Regions from separate parts of the Mus musculus genome. Here all the other regions are linked to region 3. A link is a loop called in an ENCODE intact Hi-C map of the cell type or tissue named here. Cell type or tissue: heart. All regions are shown on one strand. Links, peaks and the distances in the headings refer to the core of each region. The heading gives the core; the rest is flanking DNA.

Region 1 (6,205 bases), core at 538-5,537, 53 kb before region 3:
ACTGTGGTCCTTCGTGCTCATACCGCTATTGGCTTAGGTCTAGTTTCCACCGCTTAGTGTTTGCGTGGGCACTTGTGCAGCGGCCAGCCCCAAAGGCAGTTGGACCTTGCAAAGAACGTCAGAGCGCCGCCAGACCTTACAAGCACTTTGCAAGGGCCATCTGGAGACATCATTGACTTGGGGATCTGAAGGCCTGAAATCTCCAGGTACAGGTTTAAAGAACTGGCAAGCAGGAAAGGAGGTAGGTGTTCAGGGTCCTGTCCTGGAGAGTGGCTTAGGGACAGGTGGAGTCGCCCCCATCACCAGAAGAGAGCAGCAGCAGAAAGAAATGAAGAACTCCAGACATAAATGTCTGGGGTTTGCTTCAGTCTTTACTTAGAGTAGGAGTCGGGTGGAAAGGGGCAGAATCTACATTCTTGACTGGCACCTACCCATTTGAAATGTAGAGAAACTCCTCAGGTCTGTCCTAGGAATGCCTGAAGATGCTGTGAGAGAAATCTGAAGCAATCTTTGAGTTGAGCTTAGAGGGGACTAGAAATGGGGGGGAGCGATGACGGTGGGGGAATAAACCACCTATGTGCCCCCCCCCGCCTGCTTTTTCGTAGCTGCTGACGCGATGGTGCCGCTTATTAATCATTCATCAGTCCAGAGCCTTTCCACTTAATGGATGTGCCGCGCTGGGCTCTAGCCTCTTGGCCTCTCCTCTCCACTCTCCAGTGTGCCCAGGACCCCCGGAGCTGCAAGAGAGACAGCGCTCAAGCAAGCTGCCGCTGGGTGATGCTCCCGGCGGCCTCAGTCGGAGCCGCGCTCGCCACAGCTGCTGCGCTCTGCCGGGTGGCGCCAGGCGGCGGTGAGCTGTGAGCTTGGAGCCTTGAGCCTAGGGAGGGCGCAGACAGCAAGGGCGCAAGGTGAGCGCCCCAGCCGGCAGCCGCACCGGCCCACTTCAGCTGGGATGTTCCCCAATGGCACCGCCTCCTCTCCCTCCTCTTCTCCAAGCCCCAGCCCAGGCAGCTGCGGGGAAGGAGCCTGCAGCAGGGGTCCGGGGTCCGGCGCTGCGGACGGCATGGAAGAGCCTGGACGAAACGCTTCCCAGAATGGGACCTTAAGCGAGGGACAGGGTAGCGCCATTCTCATCTCTTTCATCTACTCCGTGGTATGCTTGGTGGGACTGTGTGGGAACTCTATGGTCATCTATGTGATCCTGCGCTACGCCAAGATGAAGACCGCTACCAACATCTACATTCTAAACCTGGCTATTGCTGATGAGCTGCTCATGCTCAGCGTGCCCTTTCTGGTCACTTCCACGCTGTTGCGCCACTGGCCCTTCGGCGCGCTACTTTGCCGCCTGGTGCTCAGCGTGGATGCGGTCAACATGTTCACCAGCATCTACTGTCTGACTGTGCTTAGTGTGGACCGCTATGTGGCTGTGGTGCACCCGATCAAGGCAGCGCGCTACCGTCGGCCCACTGTGGCCAAAGTAGTGAACCTGGGCGTGTGGGTCCTGTCATTACTGGTTATCTTGCCCATCGTGGTCTTCTCACGCACCGCAGCCAACAGCGATGGCACGGTAGCCTGCAACATGCTCATGCCCGAGCCCGCCCAGCGCTGGTTGGTGGGCTTCGTCTTATACACATTTCTCATGGGCTTCCTGCTGCCTGTCGGGGCCATTTGCCTGTGTTATGTGCTCATCATTGCCAAGATGCGCATGGTGGCCCTCAAGGCTGGCTGGCAGCAGCGCAAGCGCTCAGAGCGCAAGATCACTCTAATGGTGATGATGGTGGTGATGGTTTTTGTCATCTGCTGGATGCCTTTCTACGTGGTACAGCTGGTCAACGTGTTCGCCGAGCAAGACGACGCCACCGTGAGCCAGTTGTCTGTCATCCTGGGCTATGCCAACAGCTGTGCCAACCCCATCCTCTACGGCTTCCTGTCGGACAACTTCAAGCGCTCTTTCCAGCGCATCCTGTGCCTCAGCTGGATGGATAACGCTGCGGAGGAACCAGTCGACTACTATGCCACTGCCCTGAAGAGTCGAGCCTACAGCGTGGAGGACTTCCAGCCCGAGAATCTGGAGTCTGGAGGCGTTTTCCGTAATGGCACCTGCGCTTCCAGGATCAGCACGCTTTGAGGCCGGGCACTGCCGGGAGGGGGGGAGTGGTCAGAAAGATGGAGCTGGGAAGCGGGTGGGAGGGAATGGTAACCCGACACCAGGTGCTGAAGTCATAGTGCATGACAGCGATGCAGCGCGCCTGGTTAGCTGGACCAAAGAAAGCTGTGTGACTAAGGTAAAAGGGAGAGATTTATGGATTAACTGTGACTGCTTTCGGGGCATCTGGTAGTCTGAGCAACTCTGTTCTCCAAACCCGATAATTTGCATCCTCCCTCCCAGTTCTACTAGTACAAACTGCAAACTTAATGTCGCCAACTCATTTCTGCTTCTTTAAGCTGAGCCAAGGTTACCATCATGTGTTTCCTTTGGGCTGAGTCCGTCCCCCCCCCCCCCCCCCCGCCCCTGCGCTGAACCCTGTTCCGCTGCGCAGGTCAGCGGGCCAGACTCTTTTCAGAGTGGCTACAAGACAGTCCCTAATCACCGCTCTCCTTTCGCAGAGCCTTACTGTCAAGGAAGCCCAGCTCGAGGATGTCTAGGCAACTTGTCTTTTCTACTCTCAGAGAAGGAAGGCACATTTTCCCTTGGGCCCTTCCTCTGCTCCACTCCATCCCGAGCAGAGCTAGGCGCTTAAGAAAAAGTTCTGTGCCCTGATCTCCAGTCTTGGTATAGTACCACACATATGCTTCTTTGGAGCAAAAAAAAAAAAAAAAAGGAGCTAAGAGGGAGCAGAAGGGCAAGTTTGTAAGATTCCTGGGTTGTGGGTGTAGATACCATAGAAACCACTCTCCCACAGAGCTCAGGACCTGAGCACTAAGCTCAAAAGTCCCAGCTAGGGGAGCTCCCCGCTGGTGAATAGCTTAGGCACCCAGGTGGGTGAACCTGAATTGCAAAGCACTTCCTCTTGGAGTCCTCCCTAGCATAACAAAAGATTGGGTTGCCTGCACCAGTACAAGTTCGGAGTCCAGCTCACGCTCCAGTGACAAATCGCCGAGCCTCTGCCAAAGCTGGGTGGGCTGCTTCAGCTTGTCTGATCCCTAAAGTTTTCTGCCTTTCAAACGGTGCCTAATAAGTTATTTCTTGTTCGACATATTTATTTATTTATTTGTGGTGTTGAAAAAAAAAAAGTGTACTTCCACTTTCTTTTTCTGTATTTGCCTAACAGGGCTGCTCTTGGGAATCCTGGGGGCGTGGCGGTGTGGGAGGGAGCTGGGAGCGAAGAAAAGTTCTCTCCTGGCCCCAAGAGCCCCTCAGAAGTTTCCCTCTCTTAGCCTTTTCTCAATCCTTCTTGGTTTTGCTTGTGCCCAGTGAAGTTTGGAGATTTTAAAATAATTTTTTTTAACTGTAGGTTTTTGTCTCGTTAAAATAAATGAATGGCAATGTGGGTTAACTTTTGTCGGTGCGGAGTGAAAGGCCTGAAAGCCTGGCATCCCAGGAAACATAGAACACGCCTCACCATCTGTGATGTGTGTGTGTATGTGTGCTGCTATGCACAAGTCACATGTACATCCTATATAGGTATATGTACACACATGTATAAGGATAGATTTGTTAATCTTGACATACTGTCACTAGTCCATGAAACAGTTTTAAGGACACCCACAAAGTGACAAGTGTGACCTGAGCTGTAGTATTCAAACTGAGAAATGTCAGAGACTCCAGTCACTGCTGAAGACATTGCTGCCTTTTTCTGTCCCCGGTGACAAAGGTGACGCTTACTTATACCCAGTAAGGGCAGTCACCTCTGTCGAGGAATGGAAGTGAAACAATTCTGCATTTCCTGACTACTGTGGATCCCTGAGCAGGGCGAGGACCCAGCTTTTCTCACCTTCACATTTGCTGTCCAATTGAGTATGCTGCTTTGTATATAGGGGTCACTGAAAGGATATCTTGCTTGGTTGTTTAAGGAAGCCAGTGCATATCAGTGGAACAATGAACCTGGGGTTCGCAAGTTCACACTGACCTGACATACAATGCTTGGATGCACTATTGAAAAATATGTTTTCTGTATATTTGCTTCAAGATTTCTAAAAACAGTAACTCAGAGTTGAACTGTCTCATATGTTTTGTTTAAATAAATGAACAAATATGCTTTTGATCATAAGTGAAAAAGTTTAGATCTTTTCCTAAGAATAGTATATATATACTTTTCTGTTAAGTAGATTTTTTAATTGTTAAGAAGAGTGAACTTTATAAACTGAAATCTCCATCATTATCATCTCAACAGGATAAAAATGTAGTGTTCTTAACCTGTAATCGTAACTGAATAAACAGATGTGTTACACTGTTGCAAGTTGTGTGGCTTCCATTTGAGTCTTACTGTTTCGAAGGAGTTATTTGAATGCATAGGTATGATTGACAGACACCCTTAGCTCTTAGGAACATTTCAAATTAACTTTGAAAATTTACAAGATTGCTTTATCCTTTGAATTGATTTCTTTTAAATGTGAATCTTATTGTGTGTGTCCTGTGTGTGTGTGTGTGTGTGTGTGTGCGTGTGTGTGTATGTGTCTGTGTGTACTAGACAAGGAGTGAAGGAGGGTAAAGAGGAGGCTGAGGAGGAGGAGAAGGGAGAGGAGGAGGAGGAACAAAAGAAGGAAGCAGTAGCAGCCCTTGAATGAGTCTGAACAGGAAGCAGTGGCCTGGGCTACACTCTGTTGTCACTGCACTAACCAGACAATGCTTCTGTTTTTCACAGATTAAATTACTGCCTGACCTCATTTATGACCTCAGATTTTGCTGTAGAGCTAAGTAACTGCTGCTTTACATTAGAGACATAACAACGGGAGGGAGAAGCATCCCTTAAAAGTGTTGAAAGAGTAGAGGAGAAAAGAAATAGAAGAGCCAGGCTTTGAGAAGAACACATTTTATGCCTTGCTCAGATTGGGCCATTTCCATGCTGGAGGCTGTAACAAGGCTTTTTGAGGATTTTTTTTTTAAAGCAGGGTCTGTGATTTATAGCAGCTTTATTTTCACAGCAAAATGAATGAAAGCAGTATTCCTCAAGCATCGGAGAGCAGCAATCCTACTGTGATAGTGGGTGAAGTCGTCCAATGCCCTGTAATGCCAGTTTCATATAGTTATTTATATGTGTCACCTCACAATGACTACGGATGGGGGCACTTTTACATTGTCATTATTTCTCAAAGTCATAACAAGGTAGCAAATGCAAAGCTTACAACTTAGATTTGTAATATTGTCTTCTTAATGCCGCCCTTCCCTTACACATAATTTGTTAATTTGGTTTTAACTACTCTAAACGTCATTCCAAAAACCGTTCAAACTAGTTTTCAAACTGGGAGAAAAGAAACAGTTGAGGTAATAATTTAAATAGCTATTTTTTAAAGTTGCTTTCTTTAAGTTTGTAAAGTTCCACAGCTAGAACCTCCTTTCTCTCTTATTTTTGCTAAAATGGAGCTAAACTCTGTAGGGATGCACTACATATCCTAGTGGTAAATATAACTGGGTGAGTCCTTGGGAAAGTAGCCCTCCAGGTCTTTTACCTTTGTTCATGTGAATACTTCCTGGCTGCAGGTTGGTGACATCTGCAGCTCTAGAGCCAGGAGCCTACATCTCATCTGGAGCAGGATTTCAGGTTCCTGGGGGATGCTGCCCCTGATGTTCTCATGGAGCTCACACCTGATAACCAGTCTGATGGATGCCACAGACTGTGCAGAGTCTGTCACCCTGCCATGGAAGCTCCTGGGTTAGTGACTAGAGGGGACCTAGGGTCCTTGATGTCCTCCAGGATCACCTTGGTCTGTTCTTGTCTCCCTCTGCCAAAGGCTGTCTCAGATCTTTTGTATTTATCTTCGTTTCTGTCAACCTTACTTACTAAACATTTCATATTCTCAATAACTGCTTTGTACTAGAGGAAAACCATAGAGGTTGAATTCTGTTCCTTAGCCCTGAGTCCCATACAGCAGGAAAGCCTTAAGTGGGAATTATCCCACTCCTTCATCAATCAGACTCACACCTGATTCCCAAGAAATTTTGATTTCCTAGCTATAGACCCATCTCCTGTCCTCAGGTGATGAGCTTGCCCTCAAAGACAGATACAGAAAAATCCTCAGGTCATGAGACCCCCGTCAGAGAGAG
Region 2 (6,205 bases), core at 525-5,524, 57 kb after region 3:
TGCACTCGCTGATATGTGGAGATTAGTCCAGAAGCTTGGAATACCAAAGATAACAATTTCCAAAACATATGAAACTCAAAAAGAAGGAAGACCAAAGTGTGGATACTTTGCTCCTTCTTAGAAAGGGGATCAAAATATCCATGGAAGGAGTTACAGAGACAAAGTGTAGAGCAGAGACTGAAGGAATGACCATCCAGTGACTGCCCCACCTGAGGATCCATCCCATATACAACCACCAAACCCAGACACTATTGTAGATGCCCAAGAGAGCTTGCTGAGAGGAGCCTGATATAGCTGTCTCCTGAGAGGCTCTGCTAGTTCCTGACAAATACAGAAGTGGATGCTCACAGCCATGCATTGGACTGAGCACAGGATCTCCAATGGAGGAGCTAGAGAAAGTACCCAAGTAGCTGAAGGGGTTTGAAGCTCCATAGGAGGAACAACAATATGAACTAACCAGTAGCCCTAGAGCTCCCTGGGAGTAAACCACCAACCAAAGAAAACACATCATGGGACTCATGGCTCTAGCTGTATATGTAGCAAAGGATAGTCTAGTTGGCCATCAATGGGAGGAGAGGTTCTTGGTCCTGTGAAGGTTCTATGCCCAGTATAGGGGAATGCCAGGGCCAGGGAGTGGGACTGTGTGGGTGTTTTCAAAGGGTAAATGAGGAAAGGGGATAACATTTGAAATGTAAATAAAGAAAATATCTAATATAAAGAGAGGGTGGAGAGAGAGAGACAGAGACAGAGACAGAGAGAGATAAAGAAGGGAGGGAAGGAGGGAGGGAAGGAGAGAAGGAAGGAAGGAAGGGGGAGAGAGAGAGAGAGAGAGAGAGAGAGAGAGAGAGAGAGAGAGAGAGAGAGAGAGAGAGAAATGAAAAGTGCTTGTCCCGATGAACAGGAGTAAGCATTTCCCTGTGTCCCTAACAGTCAATACTCTAGTAGATGTAAAAAGAACAAACAATTGTGCGTTAAAGTGAAATTTAATCTCTTTCTTCTTTATATGGGAGGCACATATTCTTCTACTTGAGTACCTGGACAATATACAGTGACAGTAAATTAATTGAGAGAAGCAGTTCCACAATCTCAATGGCATGTGGCATTGGTGGCAGTGTCAGTCCTCTGTTCGTGATCTGCTGCCTCCTCTCTAGGGATGCAGAAGGAAAGGAATGCTTCCTGCCTGTTGGACCGTGACTCCAAAGAGAGAAAGAAATGGCTTTCGATGGCTCTTCAAGCTTCTGCTGAGACACCATGTACATCACTGCTGCTAACATTCCATTAGACAAACATTCTCATGGTCTAGTCAGTGTGTACCATGATCACTTGTGGGTTAATGCATGCCTAAAGATAAGACATGAATTGATTAGGTCAAAAAGGCACCGTATTAACTATTGGAAGCAAAAAATATTTTTATTAAACTGCAAGTAGTCCAGAGAATAAGCCCAGGAATGTCAGCTATTGACTCTAAAATACTAAACAAGTCATTTCTTATCTGCCCAGTCTGGTGGAAAGGAAACACAGGGACAAGTGATAGACAAGCTAGAAAGGAAACATGTTTTAAAGGTCCTGCTCAGTCCTTCCTTAATTGTTGGCCAAGCTCTTTGCCTTCCTGTTTATATTATCCGTTTATAAAACATCTCAGAACTCACATGGAATTGTGCAAAGTTTCTACTCCCAGAGGGTTAAGCAATTTCCCCACATTCAAGGACTATGTTCCCTTAAGAAAAAAAGTTACCCAAAAATCTAAATTTATTTTCGGTTGTTATTAACATCGTGGCATTGTACTTATTCTTAGAAGAATATTTAAAGACTTGTTAAGATTATTTCAAGTTGCTATAAACTTACTTTACTGTGACATATTGTCTAGCCTCTACCAGTAAGTGAATAGGGCCAAGAGAACTTGATGATAAAATTGATATTGATCTCTTTTCTAAACTTAATAGAATTATCTTACACACAGTTAATGCATGTATTCAAAGACCATGGGAAGCGTAACAAGAAGGAAGGCCCAAGTATAGATACTTTAAACCCACTTGAAAGGGGGAACAAAATAATCATGAGAGACAGAGGGAGAGAGGACTCTGGATGGGAGAGGAAAGGGGGGAGGGGGGAAGAGGGAAGGTTCAGGTATGGGAAAGACAGGAGAAAAACCCAGAGGCCCAGGAGAATGTATCAAAATATGTAGCAGTGAGGGCTGGGGGCAGGGAGAACCTCTAGAAAGTCACAGAGACCTGAGATGTGAGAGACTACCAGGACGCGTTGGGAGTGACATTTGCCGAAATGCCCAACAGTGGAGAGATAAAACCTGTAGAAACCACCTCCTGTAGATAGACATGACCTTCAGTTGAGGGAAGGGGCCACTCACCAGTCTTCAAAAATTTTGACCTAGAATTATTCCTGTCTAAAGAAAATGCAGGGACAAAAATGGAGCTGAGACTGAAAGAAAGGCCACCCTGTGACCAATCCAATTTGAGATCCATCCCATGCATGCACTCCAAATCCTGACACTATTATGCCATATTGTGCTCACAGACAAGAGTCTGGTATGGCTGTCCTCTGAGAGGCTCTAATAGCAGCTGATTAAGACAGACACAGATAGGTACAGCCAACCAATGGACTGAAGTCAGGGAGCCCTATGGAAGAGTTAGGGGCAGGACTGAAGGAGCTGAGGGGGATTGCAACCCCATAGGAAGAACAACCTTGTCAACTAACCCAAACCCCTAGGAGCTCCCCAAGGAGCATACATGGGCTGGTCGGTGGCCCTGGGTACATGTGTAGTAGAGGATGGCTTTGTCTGGCCTCAGTGTGAGAAGATATGCTTCATCCTGTGGAAACTTGATACTCCAGGGAAGAAGGATGCTGGTGGGGGTGAGGTGAGGGTAGGTGGGCAGGTAGGGGAGCACCCTTTCAGAGATGGGGGAGAGGATAAAGAACTTGGGGAGGGGATAACAGGAAGGAGGTAACTTTTGAAATGTAAATAAAGAAAATAATTTATAAAAACCCACTCTAAAAAATATGTGTAAATGTTACTTTAACACACTTTATTTTTTTGATAATAGTTTTCTATGAAAAATTCTTTATTAACTGAAATTATTGTCTTTTAAGAAAAATTACTTTTACAATATTATTGAAGTATAATTGACAAATATAGGTTGTTTCTATTTAAGGTAGGAACAACATTTTTCATTTATACAAAAACACATTGAGAAATGGTTGCTAGAATCAAACAATTAATACTATTATCTTAAAAGATCACCACTTTTTGATCCTCTATCTGTGTGTGTGTATGTATGTAGGGGTACATGTGTGTATGTATGTGCATCTGTATATTTGTCTATGTGTGTGAGTGAGTGTGTGTGTGTATGTCTATGTGAATGTGTGTGTATATGTCTATGTCAGTAAGTGTGTATGTATGTGTCTTTCTGTCTGTGTACCTGACTAAGGAACTACAAATGCCTAAGATCTAGTGTCACCAACCTTCTCATAAGTTCTATGCTAACCATCATCATACTGTTCTGTATTATGTAGATTTCTCTATCACATAGCTGTTTATTAGAATCTTTTGTTAATTTTAAGAGTTGAAAATTTCTTATATAAACCTTCAGTTTTCAATTTGCTGGGTTCTCTCAGACATCTCAAACACATTGTTCACAACTAACAAGTGAAATGTGAGCACATCTGATAAATCAATACATGCATTAGTAAAGCGCCTGCCCGAGCATTAAGAAGTCAATGGGATAGGAAAGAAGTGAATAGTTATAAAAGATGGGAGATGCTGACTTTTTAGGATATTACTTTCTTTAGATCACTTTACTAGATTGTATGAACGACAGTTAATAAATGTGAGAGTTAGTCTTGCTATGGAGAATATGCAGTATAAATGGTGAGATGGAATATCGATATCAAATGCAGTAACTACTGGTGCATTAATTTTGCAGAGATAGAGAACCAAATACAAGGTATATAAACATGGTAAAGTGATGATCTACCACTGGGATACATCTCTGGTCCAAATATAGATACTAATTATTTCATCATAAAATAATCAAACAATATTTATTGAAGACAAAACTAGTACTATGCATGTGTGATAGCTAACACAAGCAATCTGTAATAGTCATGTTAGGAGAGGCAATAAAACGACAGGAATGTTACATGTTTCAGAGAACAAAGCATGCAATTTTAAAATTGCTTAGTTTGTTCAGCTTATATTTAAAAATTCAATAAACTAATAATGCTAAATTTATTTCCCTCAGGAAAGGAAGTTTAAGATCAAAATACAAAAAGATTCATTGTTTGGTAGTACCTACCTTTTTGCCAGAGCCCCACATCAGGATGGGAGAAGAGTGTCTCATTATAACCCTATAAGGACACTAATCTAATTCTTAGTAGTAACAAAATGACTTCCCAAATTCCTTAATTACTAAAGCCACCATATTAGGGATGACATTTCAACATATAAATTTGAGGGGAGACACTGAAGCAATGCATGAATGATGTTTCCTTTAGTAGCAATACACAAGACGAGAACACAGAAGTGGATGCTCACAGTCAGCTATTGGATGGATCACAGGGTCCCCAATGGAGGAGCTAGAGAAAGTACCCAAGGAGCTAAAGGGATCTGCAATCCTATAGGTGGAACAACAATATGAACTAACCAGTACCCCCTCGGAGCTCCTGCCTCTAGCTGCATATGAATCAGAAGATGGCCTAGTCGGCCATCAGTGGAAAGAGAGAACCATTGGTCATGCAAACTTTATATCCCTCAGTACAGGGGAATGACAGGGCCAGGAAGTGGGAGTGGGTGGGTGGGTGGGTGAGTGGGTGGAGGAGTGTGTGGGGTACTTTTGGGACAGCATTGGAAATGTAAATGAAATAAATACCAAAAAAAAGAAATTATGTTTAAAATTTAAAAAGAAGACTAGAAAATGGACAGTAACATAGATGTCTGCATCATATAATAATGGATCAACTGCAGCCTTTAAAATGTACAGAAGCAGGAAATAAAAGTGTTTTAGATTAGATGTTACAAAATCTAATATCTAATGCTACAATAAATGGAAATGAAGAAAGCTGGAGAAATATTCTAACTATGACTAAGAAAAAGGTAGTAGAAAGTGACTGTCATGAATCAATGCACAGGTTTGTATTGCAAGTTAAGAATTTTGGGCAATATGTTGCAATGGAGCATGACTAAATTACCAAAGAGAAGAACAAATTAGATAAAACTTTGTTCTGAAAAAGTGAACCTGTCTATAACATAAAAAATGAATTGTGTTGGAAGGGTAGGAGAAGGCATGTTGACAGTGCTGACTGGAAAGACTAGGGAATTTTCTCAGTACTTAGTTTCCATAAAATATAAACAACGTGGTTCAAGGTGAGCATTTATACATGTTCACTGAATGTAAGTTTTATTTCAATACAAAAATAAAGACCAATTTTTATAAGTGTGTATATAATTGAGAAAACAAACAATGATTCTTTTTCCTTTGTTTCTCATATTAAATCTAAGTGGCTGCCTTCTAAAGATATCCTGAATCCAGCCCTCTTCCTTCTCTCTATTGTTATCAATTCCTTTTAATTACAGATCAGTGCTATTAGTTACCTAGAGCATTATAGTGCCTGCCTAATGGTCTTTTGTTTTCTATTCCTGGCTCCCCCCCTCCCCCATGCTTTCTTTGTATAACAACCAAATTCAGACCTATTACAATAGATTATGTCATTCCAACTGAAACTTTGTTGAGGTCACCCTCATACTATTATGGCCTGATTCTAACCAAGATCCCTGTAAGCAGACTTTTCTCTCTCCACAAGCTTATTCATACTTTTCCATGTCCCAGACACACTATCTTTGCTTTTCCTTAGAATGCAAACTCATTCTCCATCCAGGGCTTTTGAGTGAGCTCCTCTTACCCTGGCTGGGTGTTACCCTGTGATGGTTTCTATACTCTCTCTTATCACATAAATCTCTATTTAAATACCACCCCACTAGAAATAGCTATTTCTCACACACAAAAAAAGAAAGACATAAAAATAGATTACTTAAATAATACAAAGGACCATTCTGATTATTGATAGCCTGGGAACTGAAATAATATAAGATATTATGTCTGGAAGGCCATTCCAAAGTCTTAATAGGTCATCCTCCATCATTCATGATTATCATAGTTCCTAGGAATCACTATGTGCAAAGGAAGTATGGAGT
Region 3 (6,205 bases), core at 723-5,722:
TAACAGGGTGAAGGGTAGAAAGAAAGGCTGTAGGAGAGACTCCATGTTTAATTGTAAGGAAATGGGTGTGTAGGAAACTGAGTGATGAATGTGAGAGCAAAAGGCTTTAACCCTCAAAGGAATGAACCTCAAACATGTTGAGGAAGTGCGAGAAGTAGAGAGGTAGTAGTAAGAACATTACTCCTACCTGCAAAAGGACGCAGGAGATCCTGTACTTAACTGACCTTATTCTGCCATTGAAACAATTTCTGGAGGTGACCACCACAACCAGAAATCAAAGGAAGTTCTATCTTGTCTGGTTTGTCAAGAAATGATTTAAGATATAAACAAATAAGGTTCCTTAATTCTCCTCTGATCTATAGTAGGGGACAATATTCAAGTAATTGGGTCACCATGATTTTTTTCTTCACATAGGGCATTTCGGGCCCCAGAACCACACTGTCATCTGTTACATGTTATGTGATAACTATGCACACTCTCATTTACTGAAAGACTAATATAAGGGCATCCTTCTCTAAAACAAAATGTTTATGTATATACGTATACACACATACACATGTACTTAGCTATGCATGTACATAAATATGTGCATTTGAGTGTATGTGTATGTGTGTGTGTGCTCATTCCACTTATAGATGAGGCTATATTTCAAATTATAAAGTCAAACAGGACATATTGTGCTAGAATAGTTGTCTCTACAACTGAGAGAACATACAGTGGAGAAGATGACTACAATGCTAAGAACAAGTAAAACTGGAATATGTAGCTGACCAGATGAGGAACTTGGTGGGAGCCATTTACCCATGTAATTGTTAGCTTCTGGTTTAAATTGAAGAATCTTAACAGCTAATTTGAATTCATTTGTGATTTTATTTAACTGTAACTATTTAAAACCACATTCATATGAAGCAAGCTCTCAATTTGTTTCTTCAGTGAAACAATATTAAACACATAGATTTATATTTAGAACACAGATTCATATATTGAACTCTCTTAATTTTCTAGGTTATTTTATTATAGGATATTTGCTAACTTTAAATCAACTCTTAGTACAATCAAGAGTATAAAAATGATTCTAGAAAAATATAACTCAAGTTTATTTTCTAGTTTCATTTTCTCCCAAGAGTGAGTTTATTTCTCTGTTTCTCTTCACACAACTTTACAACACTTACAAAAATCGCAGCACTCTAATCTACCTGAAATATTCTCCAAGGTCTTTGGCTTCAACCAGATTGTTTTTTATTATTATTCCTTAATTATTTACCACCTGAATGTGTGATATTTCTTATTATATGCTAACATCTCAAGTCATAGCAAGGTGTTATATTTTTATTTGTTATTTCCTTTTTACACTATTAATTCTGTGGAAAGCAATTTCCCCTAGTTTTGCCTGCAAAGACTCTTGCTCAGTTGTAACAACCCCCTGATGCACACACATTGTCATTGTATTCACAATCTATTGAGAAGAAACAGAAATGGCTTGACATTCAAGTGTCCCCAGCCCCCACCCACATGGATTAAATAGGACACAAGAATCTAGCAACCTTGGAAGAAGCAAAGCTTCCTTTGGCTTTAGTGCACCCAGAAGATTTCAAATCAATACGTAGCATTAACGTTTTAATTGAGAATTAACATCATTGTAATTGGAAGTGAGGATCAGCATCTTGATGCCTACAAGGTGGCTTGAATAGGAAGGTCATTACACTGGAGAACACAAACCCTGGAAAAGGAAGACACAAATCATTTGTTTCCTTGGGCAAGGACACACAGTAAACACTTGGATTGGTGGTCAACTGTAATTTGCTTCTGGAGTCAGAAACTGGCAACATTGCACTTCCGATTTATGGCAGAGCACAGTCACAGTGACTTTGAAAGCAAAGGATAAAAGAATAAAGGGAAACTTCACTAGTTCTGAAGGAGCTGGTGTATAAAGACTTTTCCCCCAAAGCTCAGAGTGTACCCTTGTGTGTCTTACCAGTAAACTCATAGCCAGTTGCTATCCTCAGAATGGTGTATTCCTAAATAACACCCTTTGTATAAGTCAAACATATGTTAGCCTAGGTTTTCAACAATGTTTTATTATTTGCCTCAAAATTTCAAGCTAATATATTCCTAGCCTGAATAATATAGATATTCCCTTCCCATTTTGGATGAAAAGAAATGTTCAAAAAATTATAGTGTTATTTATTTGTTCCCAGTACTGGAAATATTCAAGCATTTCTTCAAATTCCCCCAGAGAATAGGAAAATGTCTCTTGCCATTTTTTACCCTGTCTTCCAATACCAGCCCACAGCTTCCACCTCTTCCCCTTTCAGGGAACAAGTGTCTCTTTCAGATTTAGCACAAAATAAAATGTATGGGAAGGAGGACTTCCACAGTAATCACTGAAAATTTTCTTCTTTCCCCAATTGTTGGGACTGAAAAAGTCTAGGCAAGATGTGAGCATTGAGGTGTTTCCCTAAGTGTCCCGATCCAAGAGCGCACCCAGCCAGTGAAGAACCTAAGCTCAGTCCTTCAGGCCACAGTCCCACTCTTCACTCCAATGTCAGTGCATTGTGTAGAACTGTGGTGCAAAGAGGTAGCCTCGGCATCACATTCCACACCTGGTGAGTCCAAAGCTCCCTTCCCTGTCCTGGAGGAACGGCTTTTGTGGAAGCAGAGTTTGAAAAGCCCCAGCACTGTAATGGTCAAGACGACCAAAACGATAACTGCTATGCTCACAAGTATGAAGACCACCGTGGAAGAGGTGTCGAAAGTCAGAGAAACAGGGGGCGAAGATGTGTAGTTCAGGACCACGCTTCCTGATGGTGTGCCAGTGACTTTTGGCTTGGTTTGTGGGGTCTTTTGAATAGTAGGTAAAGTACTCTGTGTTCCCCACTGAAGAATCTCAGTGACCTGTGGCATCTCTCCTGGCTTGTCATAGACCTGACCTGGCCATGTTCTGTTTGTCACAGCACCTGCTGGAGTGGCTGTTACATTCCTGGTGGGCAACTTGGTCCCCTCGAGGGTTAGCTGTTCTTCAACTTTGGTCTCACAAGAACGTCCGTCCTTCCCCAGCTCAAAGCCCACTGCACATTCGCAGGTGAAGTCTCCCAAGTGATCTAGACAGTCAGGGAGCTCCACACACTTGCCAGCAAGGAGGTACCTCCCGGAACAGGGGCAGAGCACTGTCCCAGGGAAAAGCCCGTCCCAGTGTGCGCTTGTCTCTTCCTGGATGCAGGTGGACGAAACAGAAAGGTCCCCAGGACACATCGCACTCACCTCTGTCCCAGGAGGGCTGAAGTCCAGCGCGGAGCTGCTCAGCCGGAAGGGAGCTTGGAAACTCAAATTAGAGGCGGCTCCTGGGCGAGGTGCAGGGCACAGAACCTCAAACTGGTACTTGCATAGGTAGCCATCGGTGCGCAGATGACAGCGCATCTCCTTCCAACCAGCAGGCTCCACTCCCCTGGTGGCCTGGAGCGCAGCGCACTTTCTCACTGTACAGGAACGTTGTGGCTCTTCCACCCACGGTAGTGGGCTGTCCTCTGAGTCTTCTGAGTCCGGGTGCAACCAGGAGAAACCCCTTAAAGGCTCTTTCTCCTGAGTGCACTGTGAGATGCTGCGTTCCAGAGCCACCCAGAACAGAAGATCTTTGGAGCCTCCGCCAGGCCCGGGACCTGCACGCAAGAGCAGGAGCACAGCTTGAAACTCCGAGCCTGAGTGCACGGTGCTGAGAGTCCCGCCCCTTAGGCTGCAGGCCTCCTCCGCCGCCCTTCTCTTGAAGGTAGCGTGGTGAAGGCTGTAGCAAGCCCCCGAGGCCGAACAAGCTGCGCGATCGGCCGTGGGATGCTCCCCATTCCCTGGCCGAGGCCAGAACGCAGGACAGAGGAGGCACAGGGCAAGCGCTGGCCTCATCCTGGAGACTCAACATGCAGCTGCTCCCAAGTCCTCTGGTTTGCTGGAGGGCACGGAGCTTTCTCTAAAGTCACCGCCCTCTACAGCCCTTTCTACCACTATGTGTGCCCTCCCCTCGCCTCTCTTGAGCCCTCATCCTCCAACAGCTGAAAACTCCGCCACAACACTCCCTTGGCCAACTGCTTTCCCTAGGCCGTGACAGGAAATGTGTCCCAGAGCCCTGCCAGGCTCTTTTTGGCCCTGATTTATTCAGGGGTCAGGAACACAGCTGGCGCCTCAACGCTGGGCCAAGGGGGTCCAATGCCCCGCTTAGATAAGCAGGAGAAAAGAAGTTTGCCACCGGGATCAAGTGAGGCTCTTTTCTTGCTCACACTTATCTGGACTTTGGATCTCAGAATGCAGTGATGATCGTGGGCAGGAACCATAAGCCCACACCCGCCTATTGTGTTTATGTCCGGGACTGTGGAGCTGGCGTCAGTATAATTTGTAGACTGTTCCAGGCTTCCAGGAGGTTTCCTGAGCATGGTGCTGGGGGAGGGATCTTGTGAGGAATGTTCCTACTTCTTTCTAAGCTGGAGGCCTCACTAGTAAAACCACTGATCTCTAGGGGCAGCTCTCTTTCTTTACTGTGCCAAAGGAAACCCAGACGTGCAAATTGCCAGTCAAGGGGCCTAGAATTCCTTGGGGGCATTTTCAATGGAAAAATAGCTCCTCTGTTTGGCACTTGCCTTAAAGTTTAATTTGTACTTCTATTTGTTTATTTTTTAAATACCGGTGTTGGCTGGTTGGGGCAAATATTTACATCGAGGTGACAAACAATAGCCACAGGTCCTGATTATGGTGGTTTCCTCACCAGTACATGTGCTCAAACCCTCTTGAGGATATTAGGTCATATGCGAATGAGTTCACGGTCTTATAAAATCACATCTGTATGTGATTTTTATCCTTGAACTATGGAAAATCACAGCTCCTGTGATTATCTGCCAACATTTATAGAAGAAAAGTGTAAAAGGACACAAATAAAAGCTCAAAAATTTTTATTTTGAAAATCAAACTATTTATTCAATCATAATGCACATTCGACACCGGAAAATAATACTCTGTAATTTGAAAAATGATTGAATCAGCTACTCCAGGTTCCAATGGCTGTTTTGTTTTAATGTGCACACTTGCTCATTGGGAAGTGTGGGAGAATTAAAGAAAGAAAGGTTTGGGGGGAAAAAAAGGTTAAAATCAGCATTATTGTTAGGTTTCAATCTGGGACAAATGACTGAGTTGCCTATTTACCATATCAAAGAGGACACTGGCTACCAGGTTCTCTTGGCATCCCTTGGTCCCTATCTGTTACAGAGCCCTCCTGGCTGGCATACCCCATCCCATTTCCTGAACTCTCCATCACAGAGACCTGGGCTGTCCTTCTGATCTGGTTACCCACTCTCTTTGTACCTTTGGACTCTTGGCTGCTGCACCTGGTTCCCTCTCTTCCCTCTCCTCTCCCCTCCCCATCTCCCCACATGGGCCTAGCTATTTCTACAGTAAACCTCCTCCACCATACCTAGGAAGAAGGTCATGTCTTATCATTTCTTTTTTATTATTTTCATTCAATTATGAATGTTCTTTTATGTTTGTAGCAATTTAGAGAATGTTATACACTTATAATGACATGTGTCACTTGTCTGTCTTGATTCACAATGGCAAATGTCATGTGCTTAGAAACAGACTACATTTAGCCCTCTTAAAGAGGCAACCTGCTTGTAAGTGTTCGAAACCAGAATGGAAGTTGCTATCTCTAATGTGTTCCTATGCACGTTTTCACTTGCTTTGCTGCGCTGAATTGAACTGTTTTCGTTAACAAGAGGCAAGAAGAGGATGTCAAGATAACCTGTGTATGTTCCCTCCTGTTTTTGTTATTACTATCACATCCGGGAATTCCTTGTATCCCAAAAGGAGACAGTAAACATGAAAAATTGTCATCAAACTAGCCTGCTCTTTCGGACTGAGGAGTTGCACAAGGATTTTTCTTCTACCCTTTGTGTTTCCCAACTTAAATGACATTCCTCAATTCTTTCTAATATCTGGGACATACAAAATGGCTTTGCATTTAGCTGGAGGAACTTTGTGTCTTATAAGAAAGAACTATGAAAAGTCCAGAAATCTAACTGAGTCAATGTTTACAGTACTTAATCACATGGATCAGTTCTATATGCCTTTGCAAGCCCATGACTGTGAATTGGACATGTGTCCAGGAATTGTGACGTATTTTGACAAAAGCGTTTTCAAAGCTGAGTAGTCAGTGGAAGTTCTTGGACAT
Region 4 (6,205 bases), core at 409-5,408, 93 kb after region 3:
TTTAGGTTCCATATTCCCACTGTTAAGCTTCTTGGCTAAAATGACCTGCAGTGTGTCCTGGAAGCCTCCCCTATCCCAGGTCTCTGGCACTTCCTAGAGAGTCCCACACTCCTCCACCTCTGGTAGATACATATTTCCATTCAGTCTCCTGGCCCTCTGACCCTCTCTCCTGTACTTCTCCACTTCTGATCTTGATATGCCCATTCCCCTTCCCCTTCTTCCCCTTCTTCCCCTTCTTCCCCTTCCCCTTCCCTCTCCCACACAGTTCCCTCCCTCCATTTACCTCCTTTGACTATTTTATTCCCCCACTCTAAGTCAGATTGAAGCAAGCTAACTTGGGTCTTCCTTCTTGTTTAACTTCTTTGGATCTGTGAGGGTGTATCATGTGTATAAACATCAGTAAATACAAACCATGCATGTCATTTTGGTCTGGGTTACCTCACTCAGGATGATATTTTCTAGTTCCATCCATTTCCCTGCAAAATTCATGATGTCTTCATTTTTATTAGCTGAATAGTATTCCATTGTGTAAATGAACTACATTTTTCTGTATCCATTAAATGGTCCACGGCACTGAATGTAGCACTAAAATATGGGGACAAAACATCAAAGTGAGTCTGTGGGCACATTTAAGATTCAAACCATAATACTTCTCCTTCATTCTTTACAATCTTTAAGAAGATGCTTCTGTGAGGAGAGCCTGGCCTTGTCTTATTTTCTTGCTAGAAAGTGAAGCTTTTCTATGTATTTTGTTGTTTTGTTTCTTGTATCTAGGGTGTTTGAAATTTTGTGGTAATTATTTGGTAAGTATCTGGTAAGTATTTGTTCAATAAATTAATGTGTGTATATGGAATATGAAGAAGTCATGAATTCAATAGTATCTGGGCTACAGTAGATCCTTAAAATTTATAATCATTTAATGTCACAAAATCATATACTTTTCATAATATGGTTTTAATTAGAACAGAATTAACTACTTCTCCCTCACTTTCCTGTATCCCTCCTATAACCCCACTCTCAAGATGTTAGCCTTCTTTAATTAATATTGTCACAAATGTACTTGCAGAAATATACATAACAACATGTATATGATATTTAAAATATTATATATGCAATATAAATATAAAACAAAATATGTATTAAAGTATAATTAGTGGTACTCACATATTGGTGGTTGAACCAATTAGACTAAGGTCTACTCAGCAGGAGGAAATTTATGCCTGTTATTGAAAACCTAGCCAGCTTCCTGAGGGTAGTGAGGGCCTTAGAAAATAATCTACTACCACCATTTTGCTACACAGAAAAATTCCCTATATTTTAAATGTTATCTTTATACCCACAGAGAATAAGCTGTCACTCCTTATCAAAGAAAATTCTCTACTGCAAATCATACAAGTTTTATAAGAGACTCCTATTTTTGCACATCTACAAACCGACATCTGTGCTTTAAATTTGTCATTGTTATTTTTATTCAGATGTATATGTGCATGACTGTGTGAATAAGTTGCATGTGTGTAAAGGTTCAGATCCTTTGGAGTGCTACATGGTTCGGGGCATGCAAAGTGAATTAACCCACCAAACTAGGGTCTTCTGAAATGGCAGCAAGTCCTTTAAATTACAGAGCCATCTCTTCTCCACTCAGCATCTTATTTCTACTGTAATTTGTATTTATTTGTTATTGATGATGGAGGCAGATTTGTAGGATTTTTAGCACTTTTCAAAGAGTGTGAGCAATTCCTTTCTCTTACACTAATTGATAAGACAGCCCTCCCTAGCAGACTAAAGAAATACACTGCCAACCTCCTTCCTAACTTACACTTGTTTTATCATATTTATAAGTGCTCTTTCCCCCATGTAACCTTGTAACTATATCCACTATTACTCATAGCCTTTGCTTGCTCTCACCTGACCTGACTGACAGACAAAGATTTATTTGGATCTCTAACTAACAAACACTTTTCAGTGTAGACTAAACACTGAGATTCCTGACAGGTAACGGAAAACCAAACACATTTCATTTACACTCTGCACACACATACACACATACACACACACACACACACACACACACACACACACACACACACACACTGATATATAGATCTTAGCATTCTGGCACATGTAATGTCTGCCTCTACCAGGCAATTGCTTTATCGTAAAGATTATATTTTTAATATATCAGGAAGTCAATTATTATTTAAAGATATGCCATCATAATAAACCACAAATTTTATCCTGATTCTGTGTGACCAAACATTATATGTGAGTCCTGGTGGTGCTGGTGGCCTTTGTTCAACTTGAAGAGTGGGTATCACCACCACCCAGGGTTAAATTCCCCCTCAAAAATGATCAATAAGCCAAAGCTCTAATGCACAGTCTCTACTATTTTGTTAATAAAATAATATTATTTCTTTTATTTCCCTTTCTTTTCATAGCCAAGGGCATTGTTTCTTATGTTTTTCCAGTAGCAAAAAAGTTACAAACTGGAAGGCAGACTCTCCTGTGTAGAAACATGTGGAAGTCTTATCCTAAAGAACGTCGCCTCTAAATTTTGATTCTGTGACTTTATCACCAGTTTTGAGATTTCCTTAACAGTCCCTCTTGGAGCTGTGACTTGTATGTGCTCCCACTCTCTAGGATGTGACTGATCTTGGCCAGGAAACGTGCAACACATTTAAAACGGCCAGGTGTTTTCTTAGATTATTCTATTCAGTCTTGGACTTCCTCTCTGACTTAACAATATTTTTTACACTTTTGAGTGCCAATATTATTCATGATGTGGAAGAAAAAAATCAGGGTGCTAAGAAGACATTTCAGAAATGAAGAAGCACATCAGGTTTTAGAGATAAATTATGATCTAATGCGCAAGGAAGCATGAGGCTAGAGATGGTTTGGGTGGCTATTAAAGTCCTCCAGAGCTAACAGAACCATTAGATCCAAGGAAGTATGTAGGGAAGGAGTAGGGGGTATTGCTTGGGATTATAAACAAAATTTTACTAATTTTCATTTTTGAAATTATAATACACTTACATCACTTTACCCTTACTCTTTCTCCCTCCAGTCATCTCATGTGCTCCCACCCTCTCTGTTTGCTCTCAAACTGATCATTTCTTCTTCTTTAATTGTTGATGCATAATTTCTAAATAAATGAATGCAGCCTGGTCAGCCACATGATGTGACTTTTATGGATATGATTTCTGGAATGTTATTGGATAACTAATTGGTGTCCTCTTCCTGTGGAACACTACTTCTTCGACTCTTAGTCCTCTGTAGTTGTTGTCTAGTGTTAAGTCTCCTGAGGTTTCCCCATCCCGTTTAACATGTCGGTTTGTAGTGGTATCGCTCAGGGATTGCAAGGAATTGATTCACAAGATTTTTGCTGGCTAGGAAGTTCCAAGACAGACATATATAGAAGAATATTAACTTAAACTCAAAGTCTTAGTTCAAATACAAGCCAAGACTCAGATCCAAAGATGTTCCATCTTAAAGAAAACCAGGTAGAGAGAAAATTCTCTCCTGTCTTTATTTGAGCCTTTAACATGCTGAATGAGGATCACACACTATTTTATTTAGTCTACTGAATGATATGTTAGTCTCATTTAACATCATCACAGACACACCCAGAATAATGGCTAGTCAATGTTGAAAACACCTAGCAAAGTCAAATGGAGTGTAACACTAACAACCATGGATATTTAAGGGAATCATGGTAGTCTTTTGCTAGCAGGAAAGGAAGAGAGTTTTGATCTCCAAAAATGTAGTATATATATGATTGAGGATAACCCAAGAAAGACTTAGATTCTAGATTAGAATTTGACAAAAGTTGAAGCTAACACATGGATTCATTAACTCCACCAATTAGTCAGAAATCTATTATATTAAGTGTATACAGGTCTTGGAAATAGAAAAGGTAAAAAAAATTAACACATTATTCCATCAAAAACAGGGTAAGTACAAGAAAAAGTGTACTCTTCATGAGGAAGCATAACAAAGGATGTGACTTGCTCTGGACTTCAAATGGCTGAGAAGTGCTTAAAGAAATGTTCAAAGTCAGGCCATAGTAATCAGGGAAATGAAAATCAAAACACCCCTAAGATTACAGCTTACACCATCATAATGGCTAAGATAAAAACTCAAGCGAAAGCACATGCTGGCAAGGATTCAGAGAACAGGGAACACTCCTTCATTGCCAGTGAGATTACAAGTTTGTACAACCAATAATAAATTTGATGATTTGTCAGAAATTTGAAAATAGTTTTACCTGAAGACCCAGCTGTACCACTCCTGGACATATACCTAAATGATGTTCCACCATACCACAAGGACACATGCTCCACTATATTCATAACAACTTTATCATAATAACCAGAAGCTGGAAACAACCCAGATGTTCCTCAACTAAAGTGAATATGGAAAATGTGGTTCATTTATACAATGGAAAACTATTCAGCTATTAAAACAAGGACATCATGAATTTTTCAGACAAATGCATGAAACTACAAAATATCATCCTGAGTGAGGTAATTTAGACCCAAAAGGGGAGGGGAGGTGACTGTCTGGGATGGTCCAGAGACCTTGAATGGGGGAGGCTCCTAGGAGTCAATTCTGGTGACCTTAGCTGAGCCTCATAGCAGTGAGGATGTGGAACCTAAAGAGGCCACCTCCTGTAGCCAGTAAGCCCCCCCCCCAGTGGTGGAATATAAACACCAACCCACCTACAAAACTTTCAACCCAAAATTTGTCCTATCTAAAAGAAATTCAGGAACAAAATTGGAGCAGACTGAAAAAATGGCCAACCAGGAACTGGCCCAAATTGGGATTCATCTCATTGGCAGGCACCAATCCCTGATACTGTTACTGATACTATGTTGTGCTCGTAGACAAGAGCCTATCCTCTGAGAACCTCTACACAGCACCTGACTGAAACAGATGCAGATACACACAGCCAAACATTGGAAGGAAGTAGGGACTCTTATGGAAGAGTTGAGGGAAACATTCAAGGCCTTGAATGGGATAGGAACTCCATAGGAAGACCAACAGAGTTAACTAACCTTAGAACCCTGGATCTCTTAGAGACTGAGCCACCAACCAAAGAGCACATAGAGACTGAACTGAGGTCCCAGGCACATATGTAGCAGACATGCAGTTAAGTTTCTATGTGGGTCCCTGTCTTATTCAGGGTTTCTATTCCTGCCCAAACATGACCAAGAAGCAAGTTGGGGAGGTAAGGACTTATTCTGCTTACACTTCCATACTGCTGTTCATCACCAAGGAAGTCAGGACTGGAACTCAAGCAGGTCAGAAAGCAGGAGCTGATGCAGAGGCCATAGAGGGATGTTCCTTACTGGCTTGCTTCTCCTGGCTTGCTCAGCCTGCTCTCTTATAGAACCAAGACTAAGAGCCCAGAGATGGCACCACCCACAAGGGGACCTCCCACCTTGATCACTAATTGAGAAAATACCTTACAGCTTGATCTCGTGGAGGTATTTCCCCAACTGAAGCTCCTTTCTCTGTGATAACTCCAGCCTCTATCAAGTTGACACAAAACTAGCCAGTACATTCCCCAACAACTGGAGTGGTGACTGTCCCTAAAGCTGTTGCCTATCTGTGAAATCCCTGCAGAGACTTGGTGAGGCATGGTTGGGGAAAACCCAGAGGGCCTTGCCCTCTCTGAGAAGGGCAGAGGGGATATGGGAGGGACTTTGCAAGTGGTCACTGGGAGGAGGGACATGGATTGGGCTGCTAAAAAAAAAATTTAATGGATGAAGAAAAGAAAATCCCAGAGATGGGATAAAACACCATAAAGAAGAAATCAGAAACAGAAGGAAAATAAAGAGGTAATGGTGTATGAAAATAAAAATTACTGAAAATTTCCAGGAAGAAATTATTAAAATCCACAGAGGAGTCACTGAATGACAAATGAAAATAACCATTGGCTTTCTGTGTTAGGAATCCATTTTTCTTACCTTTTCCAGAGCAACTTCATTTGACAGAAGCAAAATCACATGGCAGAGAGTTAGTACCAAAGGAGAAAAGCAGGAGTCACAGGCCTTGATTGAGAACTGTCATGAAGGAAGCAGGAATTAAACAGTAACAGAAAACTCACTGGAGCAATCAGGCTCTTTTTTTTCCTTGGCAGGGAAAAGGAGAGTGAAGTCATTCAATGAGTGTTCAGTGAGGTATCGCAGATTAAAGAGGAAAATCC
Region 5 (6,205 bases), core at 746-5,745, 270 kb after region 3:
AAGTTCCTAAGGTCTATTCTCTTATTTGGTCACTTTGTCTTTCTTAAGTTGACTACCAAGGTCCAGCAATCAAAGCATTGAGATCCAGCAATCAAAAGACCCCTTTGGCTTACCTAATTAATATACCCAATTAAAATTAAACACTTGATCCTTACACATAGTTTCTGAATTTACCTTTATAGACTGCTATTGGCCTATGTGCCATGTCTGTCTTCTCTCTATCCAGAGATAGTTCTTTGTTCCCTGGGGCAAATACCCCTGCTTCCTCTCCCTTCCCTCCCTTTTTTTCCCTCTCCCTTGTTCCCTTCCCCTTATCACTCTTTGTCTATTTCCTGTGTTTATATTATTTTTTCCTGCTATCCATCCCTCTGGGGCAAATAAATCTCCTTTGTGGTAAGAACTTGGTCTTGAGGTGTCTTGAACTTCAAGATTCCTACACTTACCCTAGCATAGTCTACAGTTTATTCAGTATATATATATACCCTACTAAATACTAGGTGGTATGCATAGAATCCCTGTTTCAAAGTCATGAAGGAGAGAAGTGAGTAAACTATTACAGTGCAGGGTAAGTAATGTTTCACCTGTCACACACAAGAGACCATAGGGAAAATGGACAACATATTCTGAGCACAAGGAACAGCTAACACGGGACAGGAAACAAAGAATCAGTGCGTCATTCTTGCAAACGACTGCTGTCTTAGTTAATTTTCCTGTCGCTATCACAGGAAAGGCAGCTTAAGGATAAAAATTGCTTCTTGCTCCCATTCAAAATAAAGTCTATCAGAGTGGGGAAGTCAAGACAGCTGGGATACTCACACCCAGCCACTTTCTCCTTTTCATAGATCAGGACCCTAGAGACCATTTCTACCAGAGTGACCAAGTCTTTCCACTTCAATTAACACAATCAAGATAACCCCCAACAGGCAGCACAGAGGCCTCTCTCTCTCTCTCAGAGGATTCTAGCTTTCTTCAAGTAGAAGATGAACACTAACACAATTGTAAGGAAAGAATGTCCCCCAAGAGCTCTCCTCAATCCTACACCTGCACATGCTTCCTGGGTGACAACAGATTCATTCTTAAGATGGACGAACGAAATTATTTATCAGTTGGCTCAGAACTATTAGGCCCTGAGTCTCAGCAGCCTACACAAGCATAGTTTGCTCCACTCAACTTTCAAGAGACATAGCCTTCATTATTTTACAAGTGCTGGTTATTGGCACAGGACTGCTAATGAATCATAGCTTCAGTGTCTAGGAAACCTTTTCACGGATGCAGCCCCAGGATGGAGCATCCTAGAAGTACAACCATAGCAAATGAGGTCAGCGGGCACAATGGAAAGGATGTTGACAGAGCTGACAAAAGGCGATGGCAGAATGTTCCCTCTCAGCCTAAATGAGCCCTATAGAAGGATGATTTATTACCAGAAGACAGAGGGAAATGATTAGCCTTAATGAAGTGCCTCATAGTTTATGCAAATTGAATCTGATTCACTAGTGATCTTGGATTCAAAATTCTCAGTGACTTCTAGCTAATCAACGTTAATCACAGACAAGCCTAAGGGGCCTTTCATCCGAAGCCTTGAAGACGGCCTGGCTTTATGGTGAGGTGATGGGATGGTAGAGCACACACACACACACACACACACACACACACACACACCCTCAGGATGAAGAAGTCTGAAGTCTTCTGTTGAGCCTATTTGAAGTCTTCCCTCCATCTCTTTTTTTCTCATTCTCAGTTACTAGGAGGAAAGTAACTATAAGTTCCCACTTCCAAAGACGAAAATCAGCAAAAAAAAGATTCATTGTGGAATTCAGTTCCGGAATCTAAGCTATTTTTTTAAAAGGCTTTCTGTGTGTTAAATGTAAAATTCTTTTTTTTAATTAATTTATATTTTACACTCCATATTCCATCCCCTGCTCCCCCAATCCACCCTCCGACAGCTCCACATCCCACACCTCCTCCCCACCACTCCTGTCTCCACGTGGATGCCCCCAGCCCCCACCCCACCTGACCTCTAAACTCCCTGGGGCCTCCAGTCTCTTGAGGGTTAAGAGTATCATCTCTGATTGGACACAGACTCGGCAGTCCTCTACTGTATGTGTTGGGGGCCTCATATCAGCTGGTGTATGCTGTCTGTTTGGTGGTCCAGTATCTGAGAGATCTCGGGGATCCAGATTAATTGAGGCTGCTGGTCATCCTACAGGATCACCCTTCTCCTCAGCTTCTTTCTGCCTTCCCCCATTCAACAACAGAGTTCAGCTGCTTCTGTCCATTGGTTGGGTGCAAATATCTGCATGTGACTCTCTCAGCTGCTTGTTGGGTCTTTCAGAGGGAACTCATGATAGGTCCCTTTTTGTAAGTATTCCATAACCTCAGGCCTTGGGACCTCCCCTTGAGCTGGATCCCACTTTGAGCCTATCGCTGGACCTTTTTCTTCTCAGGCTCCTCTCCATTTCCATCCCTTTAATTATTTTAGACAGAAACAATTATGGGTCAGATGTGTGACTGTGGGATGGCACCCCATCCCTCACCTGATGTCCTGTCTTCCTGCTGGAGGTGGGCTCTCTAAGTTCCCTCTCCCTGCTCTCAGGCATTTCATCTAAGGTCCCACCAGTTGATCCCTGCGAGTCTCTCACCTCCCAGGTCTCTGGTGCATTCTGGAGGGTCGTCCCCCCCCCGTCCCCCCCCCCCCCCCCCCCCGCAACCTCCTCTTTCCTGAGGTTGTCTGTTTCCATTCTTTCTGTTGGCCCTCGGGGCTTAATCATCAAGGCACTAAAGCAAAGAGCACACTTCCCAGACAGGCACACTCTGCTCAGGGTTAGCATGCTTAGAGCCGAGGCTGATATTCACAGCCAGAAGGTGAGGAAATGGAGAACGAGAGGCAGAGAATTCCTTTTCAGACAATTTTACCACACTCGATTTTTGTTTTTAAGGCTGATATTAATCCATAATGAAAGTGGTTATAGGGTAAGTAATCAGACGACTATTCTCCAATGGCTGAGGCCACAGTAGCTGTAAAATCCCACACTAGGATGCTCTCAGAACTCTCACTTAAACACTATCTGCACACCACATTGCAGCTCTCTGAAAGTACAAGCAGACCTGTCAGTCTTCTGGGACCAGTATCTTATCCAGCCTCAAAAGCAATTTATCAGCTGCAGGCACGGGAAACCTCCTCCATGAGTTAAGGCTTGCATTGTGTTCCGTAGTCTCTCAGCCCTGCTGCTATTAGAACGTGCTTCCGTTGAGTACATTCCACTTCCTGGTTTTATTGCTGACTCATCAAATAATAACTAATTTTAAGTCTCCTTTGCCAAGATGGCTTATTTTTAAGGAAGAGAAAGCTAGTGTGTCTGCCAATCAAAGCAGTCACACTGCATAGTGTCAAAGGAAGTTTTTTTTAGGAGGAACTTAACTTCAGCTGCCAGGAAGTCTGGTCCACAGAGAAATCCAGGCAAGCACTGCCAAGTTCCTCCAGTCTACACCTGAACTCTCGGCCTTACCAGTCCTGTAACATGAGGGTCTCTGAATGAAGGCTTTTAAGGTTCTGTGTAAGAAACTACATATTTCATCTGGTCAACAAATTAAAGAAAGCCACTTCTTACCTGATGCTGCTATCATCTCAGGAAATTACATTTTAAATAAACAAAACAGAAACCACTCCTTTTTTATTGAAGTTAGAGCATGATGAGTTTACCATATTCATTTTGGGTTTTTGTTTTGTTTTATTTCAAATTGTTAGAAATTTTCTACAGCAAAGTGCTCTGGAGACCAAGAACAACTGTTTTTCCAGTGCCTCAAGGAGTAAAATAAAGAGGCATATATGGGAAACCAGAGTGTGATCTTCTGTGGCAGGCTGCCTGTGGCCTCTCCAGTCAATGGACCAGACACAATCTGTGGCCGCAGTGTCTGTGCCCAGGACTGTCCAGACTCTACCTCAGGGATCCCTCTTCAGTTGCACATGGATACTGAATTTTCATAAGTGTAATACTTACTTATTCTATTCCAAACTGAAAATGAATTTTGAGTGGAAACTTCCACTTACCAGTATATATTCAGGAATAAGAGGCCATGCTATGTCATTTCTCAAAGTGTATAACCTGTAATAAAATGCCAGTGTTCTCTCAAGGCAACCTAAGTTTCCTCTAAAGACACTTTCATCTTCCTAGTGCTGCTGTTCCTTGCTGTTAGACCTCAAAAAACCTGCCTGCTGCTGTGTGGCAGAGGTGGCCCCAGTTCTTGTGCTGGGCACCACAGGGTCAGGGAAGTACAATTCATCTGTGCTAGTCCTTTGGACAAACAGTTCTAAAACTCACTTACCTCACTTCAAAGCGCCTCACCTAACAGGCAGTCCAGTGTAAAGAAAATTCTGGAATGTTAGTTTCTTTAAAAAAAAAGAAACCCACAGAAATATTAAAATAATGCACTTTCATTTTAATCCCACATGCAGGGATATGAGGCTGCTTCAGACTGTCTGCAGCAGCTGACTATGATTTGCCTCGTGCTTTGGCAGAGACATGGGTTTGTCAGCTGTAGATGGATTCGGCAGTTGTGTAACATTTAGAATTCTGGGAACTTTTCAGAGGGTATATAAATTCTAGGACCCTGAGAAGTTGGTGGGTAGTTGTTGATTATTTAGGGAGGTTGGTTGTTGTGGGAAATATTAAAAAGCACAGCCAGTTCCTGTGCTACTCCCAGTGGCAGTCTCACCACCTCTGTCTCTAGTCTAGCCCCAGCAGTGGTCTTCCCAGCTCTAGGTCACTTGTCTCAGTGCCGCCCGTACCTTCTCAGCCATAAATCCCCTATGGTCAGAGGTCCCACATTCTAGTAACCCAGTAAAACAAAACTCTAGAAGCTTATAATTAATCAGTCAGATTTATATATCAATAAAGTCTTAATATACAGATGCTCACACAATAAATTCAGGACCAATTGATAATGATACAAGCTGCCCACCTAGATTAGGCAAGTTACCCTAATTGTTCCATCCCTATATGATATTATATCTACCTATATGATATATATCTATCTATTTAAAGCCACACTGAATCTGAATCATCCTGTTCATCCTCCATCTTGTTTCCTTCTCCCTTCTCCTGTGTCACCCCCTGTCTCCAAAACTCTTAGTTCTGCCTCCCTTTCCCTGTCCAATCACAGGCTTCCGGCTGCACTAATGTTTAAATTAATTGGACAGGGAAAATCCTGCTACAAAAGAGTGGGAAAAAGAGGAACCCACAAAGTAGCAAGAACCACTATAGAAGAGTAAACTGTGACTTAGGTACACATTTAACATATAATTTGTGAGCTTTCAACAGAGATAAGTGATAAGAAATCAGTATCGACTTCATTAAAAGAATATAAGATGGTCCAGAAGATGGGCAGGATAGCAAAACTGAAAATAAGGAAACCAAGCTGAGCAGCACATGTTTTAACCCCAGCCCTCAGGAGCCTGAGGCAGGATTGCAGCAACTTTGAGGTCAGTATTATTGAAACCCTGTCAAAAAGAAAAATGAAAACTAAATATCATTCCTCTCCTAGTTTTTGTGTCAAGTACTTATTATTCTAAGGACTTTTCATGCTACTATCTCTGAAATTATATAAATATTTTCACATATAAATTAATTTGTAAGGAAACTAAATTTTAAAGAATTTGCTAGACTGGTGAACTTCATGCAATGAACATAGTAAAACAGAGGCTCAAACCCTAGTTTTGCCTGATTCCATAAACCCAAAATCAAAGCCAAACAGAAAAGTATAAAGGTTCTCCCACAAAAGACTATGCTGTGGTGTTCTTAAAGCTAAACTTAGAGCAGTGAGAAAAGACTAGTTAATGTTTGACCTACGTACCAGAAAAAAGATGGAATGGCAGTAATGGATGATTGATGGAAATGTCCAGCTCTACTACTTCTTCTTCTTCTTCTTCTTCTTCTTCTTCTTCTTCTTCTTCTTCTTCTTCTTCTTCTTCTTCTTCTTTTCTCCTGTCCCTTTCCCCCTACCCCCCTCCCCCCTTCCTCCCTTCCCCCTTCCCGTTTCCCCCTTCTTCCCCCTTCCATCCCCCTTCCACCTTCTTCCCCCTTCCCCCCTCTTCCCTGTTCCCTCTTTCCCCTTCTTCCCCCTTCCCCCTTCTTCTTCTTCTTCTTCTTCTTCTTCTTCTTCTTCTTCTTCTTCTTCTTCTTCCTCTTCATCTTCCTCTTCATCTTCT

The links. Peaks named below come from ENCODE experiments on the same cell type or tissue, not always from the same donor. Only the 100,000 strongest peaks of a DNase experiment are listed, where the experiment ranks them.
Region 1: a loop joins it to region 3, with 9 times the contacts of the local background. A loop is called at or near these places in 5 of 42 quality-filtered maps.
Region 2: a loop joins it to region 3, with 4 times the contacts of the local background. A loop is called at or near these places in 5 of 42 quality-filtered maps.
Region 4: it touches region 3 in a loop (9-fold over the local background); 2 of 42 quality-filtered maps call a loop at or near these places.
Region 5: a loop joins it to region 3, with 10 times the contacts of the local background. A loop is called at or near these places in 4 of 42 quality-filtered maps.

The regions. Positions count from the first base shown.
Region 1 is chr12:58,211,641-58,217,845 of GRCm38, forward strand. It overlaps Sstr1 (somatostatin receptor 1), which reads left to right and starts at 164. Exons shown (of 2, transcript NM_009216.3): 1 at 164-241; 2 at 606-4,396. The coding sequence starts at 953. The coding sequence ends at 2,128. In heart, for the core only: a CTCF peak has its summit at 836; no DNase peak of the experiment used is centred there; H3K4me3 peaks cover 2,785 bases; H3K27me3 peaks cover 2,468 bases.
Region 2 is chr12:58,322,587-58,328,791 of GRCm38, forward strand. No RefSeq gene overlaps it. Among named protein-coding and RNA genes, the nearest start is that of Clec14a, 56 kb to the left of the region's middle. In heart, for the core only: no CTCF peak of the experiment used is centred there; no DNase peak of the experiment used is centred there.
Region 3 is chr12:58,264,941-58,271,145 of GRCm38, forward strand. It overlaps Clec14a (C-type lectin domain family 14, member a), which reads right to left and starts at 4,318. Exons shown (of 1, transcript NM_025809.5): 1 at 1-4,318. The coding sequence starts at 3,894. The coding sequence ends at 2,515. In heart, for the core only: a CTCF peak has its summit at 3,460; DNase peaks (open chromatin) are centred at 3,441 and 4,241; H3K4me3 peaks cover 2,157 bases; H3K27ac peaks cover 1,682 bases; H3K27me3 peaks cover 660 bases.
Region 4 is chr12:58,357,809-58,364,013 of GRCm38, forward strand. No RefSeq gene overlaps it. Among named protein-coding and RNA genes, the nearest start is that of Gm30687, 76 kb to the right of the region's middle. In heart, for the core only: no CTCF peak of the experiment used is centred there; no DNase peak of the experiment used is centred there.
Region 5 is chr12:58,535,189-58,541,393 of GRCm38, forward strand. All of the region lies in intron 1 of Gm30687 (a long non-coding RNA gene), which reads left to right. Among named protein-coding and RNA genes, the nearest start is that of Gm40427, 20 kb to the left of the region's middle. In heart, for the core only: no CTCF peak of the experiment used is centred there; a DNase peak (open chromatin) is centred at 3,353; H3K4me3 peaks cover 621 bases; H3K27ac peaks cover 977 bases.